Linked DNA regions of Homo sapiens: region 1 is linked to region 2. The links are chromatin loops, found by intact Hi-C in ENCODE. Cell type or tissue: Caco-2. All regions are shown on one strand. Each heading gives the region's core, and the rest is flanking DNA. Links, peaks and the distances in the headings are about the cores only. Region 1 has its middle 120 kb from the start of DIRC3-AS1. Region 2 overlaps DIRC3 (disrupted in renal carcinoma 3).

Evidence for each region. A loop is a pair of places that touch in the nucleus more often than their neighbours do. Peaks named below come from ENCODE experiments on the same cell type or tissue, not always from the same donor. Only the 100,000 strongest peaks of a DNase experiment are listed, where the experiment ranks them.
Region 1: it touches region 2 in a loop (15-fold over the local background); 45 of 110 quality-filtered maps call a loop at or near these places.

What each region holds. Positions count from the first base shown.
Region 1 is chr2:217,164,889-217,167,692 of GRCh38, forward strand. No RefSeq gene overlaps it. Among named protein-coding and RNA genes, the nearest start is that of DIRC3-AS1, 120 kb to the right of the region's middle. In Caco-2, for the core only: a CTCF peak has its summit at 1,594 (motif pointing left); no DNase peak of the experiment used is centred there.
Region 2 is chr2:217,509,571-217,512,374 of GRCh38, forward strand. The region is part of intron 2 of DIRC3 (disrupted in renal carcinoma 3); the gene reads right to left. Among named protein-coding and RNA genes, the nearest start is that of DIRC3-AS1, 230 kb to the left of the region's middle. RefSeq lists a silencer at 1,296-1,385. In Caco-2, for the core only: a CTCF peak has its summit at 1,359 (motif pointing left); a DNase peak (open chromatin) is centred at 1,391.

The DNA of each region.
Region 1 (2,804 bases), core at 207-2,706, 340 kb before region 2:
GTGAGAGCTCTCATTGTTCCACGAGGGAAGGACAGAGTCTCAGAGCAATGGCTGGGTCAAACGTGACAAGGATAATGGAAGTAAAATGATCAAAGTTAGAAAGGTTCTGACATAGTACAATAACAGAGGCCATGCAATGTAAACATATATCAAAACATCACATTTCAAGCTGGGTGCAGTGGTGCACTCCTGTATTCCCAATTACTCAGGAGGCTGAAGCAGGAGGATTGCTTGAGCCCAGAAATGAAAGTTCAGCCTGGGCAACATAGTGAGATCCCATCGAGAGAGAGAGAGAGAATCACTTTATACCTCATGAATATATAATATATATTTTATTTTTAAAAAGAAAATTTAAAAACAAATGCAGGTCATGGATCCAGAACTCAGAATGTAGGTAAATTAATAAGAAACTAGAAAGAAAAGACCATCTTTCTTAATGATTTCAACTGGCTCTGTAGGAAACCACCCAGGTGTTCATTGTCTCCAAAGAGCTAAACCTTGCCTCAGAAAAATGACCTTCTCCTATCTTTCCTGCTGCAGCAAGAACCTCTGGTTTAACCAATTAGGTAAGTCATTTATATGACACTCAATCTGAATTATTCTGTCTGTCTGTCTGTCTATCAATTTCTCTATCTGTCTATCATCTTTAGGGAAAAAGTATATCCCATGCACAGTTATGATAACAAAGGAGTCATCTTCTATACAATATTAAACATAACTATTGAAAAGTTAAAAACTCAAGCCTTCAGTTTAGGGTTTGATTTTCATGATCCAAAGCAGCATTCTTGACTGATTGTTTTTCCTTGTGTTGATTCATATTTGTCTGAGTGAATTTGATTGGCTGTTTTGGAATTGCGTAAGATACTTCTTCATTGACCCAAATAATCTGTTTGTTGATTTTATTCAGACTAACATATAACTTAATTGACTAAATTTTTGCCTTTCTCAAATGGTGTGGTGATTACATAGACTCAATCTGTATTTTTGAGAAGTTTTTAAGTATGCTTTCATTAGCCTGAGACTAGTGTTCCTGAAACCTTGTAAAGTACGGAGCACTTCAGGAGCAGAGAGAATGAATACCTTGGGTGATGCCCAGTGTAAATCTCATGGTCTGGAGGGAATCTTGTGGCCAATATGAGCCTCGTCAGATGTCAGGCTTTCCAAAAGTAGAAGTGGAAGGCTCCTGTTTTTCTAACTCCTGCTGTTCCCCTGACTATCACTATGTTGTCCATATTGTTTTCAGAACTCACAGCTTAAAGAACCACCTTGCTTTTCTTAGAACTTTGGGGGTGGACCTTACTCCTTTTTACTTTTTTTTTTTTTCAAATTGCATGTGGATTCTACTGTATTTAGCATAACTCAAGCTTAGCATTTGAACATGTTTCATAGCCAATAGCTTTGCACATCCTCCATGATTGCATACTGTGTTTCAGACACAGATGTAGGACATGCAACTGATGTGGCCATCACTAATGTCAATACTGACCCTTGCTCTGTGCTTTGGGCCCTAAGTAGAGCTAGGTCCATGTAGTAGTCTAGTGCCCTCTTGTGGCTTTCAAACTAAGAGTCTTGAGCTATTTTGTAGAATTAGAGCTATTTGTAGAATCACGAGTTTGAGAAGACCACTGTGAAGTTACGTCCTGCCTTCTCTCCCTTAGTAACACTACCCACCTCCTGCAAAGCACAGTCAGTGATGGGAGACATGTTCTACTCTGAGCTAAGAAAAACACTTTGGAATGTGGAGATCAGGGTACTGGAGTTTAATAGAGACCTTTAGAACTTACTATACTGTGGATACATAGCATATGACAAATAAATGTTAATTGAAATTCCTTTGCCAAATTGGCGATACCTCCCAGTTTTTCCATTCACTCTTAAACTTATTCATTCAACAATTTCTCCAATGACATGATTTCAAATAATTTGATATGTTTAATTTGAAGGCAAGAGAATTATAAGGAATATATCAAGTGATCTCAAAAGTTTGAAGATCTGTAATGTGACCAAATCAAGTATCCTACATGGCTCCAGAGAGACACACATTAAGGTTGTAGATATTGGTTAGATATAAGGAAGAACTTTTTAGTGACTGCAATTGTAGAACCCTGAAACATGTCTAGGAATAAACTTCTCATTGCACTGAAACAGTTTAGCAGGGATGTATTAATTTTTGAAATAGACATTTTAAAGAGAAGTTTCTCCCATGGACTAATTGATCTTTGATAAAAATCTTAGATTTTTAGAATCTAAGATTTTGATTTTTATTAAAAATCTAAGATTTTAATAAAGATGTTTTAGATTTTTAGTCTACAAATGTATTTAAGAAAAAGCACAGCTTCCTTTGACTAGTCAATTAAGTCCCACAGCTAAGCAGTCGTAAGGAGCAGAAAAAAATAACTGTTGGGTACTAGGCATAGTACCTGGGTGACAAAATAATCTGTACAACAAATCCCTATGACATGAGTTTACCTATATAACAAACCTGCACATGTACCCCCAAATCTAAAAGTTTAAAAAAGTCTTCTCTAATGTTTAATATGAAACTTTCCCATATGAACATTGCAAGTTCATAACTACCATCTCCATTTCTAGGAAATCAAATTGTGTGTGTGTGTGTGTGTGTGTGTGTGTGTGTGTGTGTGTGTGTATACAGGTGTATGTTTACCCAAACCCATTTTTATAACCTATCTGGTTTTGATTTTCTAGATTGTAATAGGACTTTTGACATTTTCTTCAAAACCTGACATTTTGTCACTTAACTGCTTTTCATTTTCAGCAAGCCTTTCACATTGATGTCTAATTGT
Region 2 (2,804 bases), core at 119-2,618:
TGTGTAAAATTATGTATATAATTTTTCTTTCTCAGTGTGGTTTATTTCATGTGATATTTATTTTTTGATATCTAGGAAGATTAATATCTTTGTTGCAGTGCTTACCTTTTTGCCACTACCTATTATAATGCCCTTAGTCTCTTTTCTCACATTTACTCTGCTACTTAGTGTTTTATTTGCTTCAAATTATATTCTTCATTCCCACCTATTGTCTATGCAACAATAGGTCACTTCAGTTTTGTCACCACATATAACAGTTGAACTGTTCTTCCCCCCATGACTCTGTCCTTGTTTAAGTTACAGATTTACATTGAAATATATTCAATGCTCACACAGTCCATTTTCCAGAGTTCTTCAGGTCCAGGTCCTATCTTGGTTAAATGATGTTTTTTCTATAGTAGGACCATTAAAGTTGGATAGTGATTGCAGTGTTCTCTGGGGTTCTGCACATAGAAAATCGCTTGATACTTGAAGCTTAGCTCATCTACATAAAAGCTATTCCACAGTTCCTTTAGTTTCCTGAAGATGTGACTGTGTTATTCTTTTACTTTAGATGAGAAGTCCGATTTTCTTTCCTATGTAAGTGATTTGATACTTTTGCCTGGAGATCTAGAAAAATTTTTTCTTTATCTTTAAATTACAATATTTTCCTAGTATATGTCTTGGACTTCACCATTCCAGGTTTATTTTCCCAGGGATACTGAGGAGCCTTTAAAGATGCAGATTCAAGTTTTCTTTTAATTTCAGACATTTCTCTTAGTCTGTGGTTTTAAATACTAGTGGTTTTCTATTGTAATGGCCTTCTTCTATCAATTATTTTCTCTCTGATCTCTTTTGCTTTGTTCCTTATTTTATTTTTATTCCCTTTTTTCATGGCTTTCCTCACTGTTTCATATTTTCAGTCAAATCTCTTTTTCCATGGGTACTTTATAACTTGGCCTTTATTTTTAAGATGATTTTGTCTTTTCCTTCCATATCTTTCCTGAGTTCACTCAATTCTTATTTCGCATTTTCCTGAAAAATAGGGTTTTTCACAAAATAATAGGGTTTTTTGGTCGTATTTCTTTTATAAAGCTTAAAACTTCTGATTTAAGGTTTTTGTTTTCTATCTTCACATGCTTGTTTTAGGATATTCAATTCAGTGTGGGTGTTCTGTTACAGTTTTCTTCCACCTCATATTTGATTTCGGTAGAAGCATTTTCATCTGCTGGAATGTTTTAATTCCTGTTTTTTTTTTTTAAGTTATTGGCCTTGTATGAGTGTCGTCTGCCATTTTCTATTCATTTTTAGATGTTTAAATATACAGTTGTAGATAGGCGCAGTCATGGCGTTTGATGACTGACCATGTTTCTTAGTTCAAGAGCACCCTCTTCTGTTGGCATGGGAAAGTGTAGTTTCTTCACTGACAGCAGCTTTTGTGGGGGAGGGGTTGGTGTGCCTTCTGAGCTTTGAGATCCACTTTTGCTTGGTAGGACACTCTTTCTTCGTTCTTCCCCTCCACTCAGACGCCTCTGAAGCCCTGCTGCCAAGCGGCCCCCTCTCCTCCAGAAATAGTGCCCTTTCCACAGGCCAGCCCAGCCCCATGGGCAGTCAAACCCTCCCTTTCATTCGCATCCTGAAGCAGCGCCCTCAGGCTACCTGGCCTGTGAGTTGTTCAAGCTATTTCTCAGTCAGGTGCGAAGTTCTCTTTCTGGAGGTTATTTTGTCTGTGGTTTTGGACACTAATGCCCCCAGGCACCGTTCTCCTTTTCCAAACAATCTTCAGGCTGAGTCTTTGCTCCAGCACTTGCTCTGGAGACCACCTTGAGCCTGGGAGTTTACTCCCTTATCTGTAGGTAATTTGAAGTTTGGAGTATTCTATCTCAGTTATATTGTGTGTGTATATTGTATGTTTTATTGTATGTGTGTATATGTATTTGTGTGTGTGCATATATGTATATATAGACAGAGAGAGGGAGAATCTGGAATCTGGAAGTTAAGTTATAGACTCAGGAAATTCTTAAAGCTGTTTTGAATATAAGATAAACTACAGTTTAGGATTACCAATAAAGCTTCACTAGACTCAGGTCTCCCAGCTTCCAGGCCAGTTTTCCTACTAACACCCCATACGCTCTTGGACAAGTCGTTTAACTTCTCTGGATGCCAGTTTTCTCTCTTGATGGAAAGCTATCTGTAAGTGTCTTTCCAGTAATATTCCATGTGTTTTAGACTGTTCCTCTAGCATTATGACTCTCTTCTCCATAGAATACACACAAAAGAAATTAACCTGCATCTTACAACTCAGGCCTCAGCATCACAAAGAAATTAAGTTCTGTGTTAACTGAGTCTTGGTGTCATGTAAATAAATATAAACTTGTTTCTCTCGCTGTTTCAAAGAGAACTGGGGTCTCTGTTCATTCGATTGGTAGCCCTCTAAGGGATGGGCGCTTAGTTGGGAGCTGCCACATGTCTGTGTTGGGTTTTATTTTTTCACAAGGCCAAAATGTTCCCTCTAGAACACACAGTCCTCACCAAGTTCAGAAAGAAGCCAACTGCCCTTACCTCCTCCCCTCTTCTCCATGCTCCTCTGGGCTCAGGGTCCTGCCTCTAGACCACTCCCCACAACATAAAACATCTCCATTCCTAGAGAAGACCATAATTTTAAATAAATAAAAATAGGGAAGGAACAGGGAAATTGCAAGGGTAAATGTGAAAATATTCAAGGTCACCATAACCACTCTTGTTCAATAATGTGAATTTATGTAGCATTCTCAGTTTTCATGTGCCTAAAATAATGATACATACTCCCCATCCATAGTGGCTGA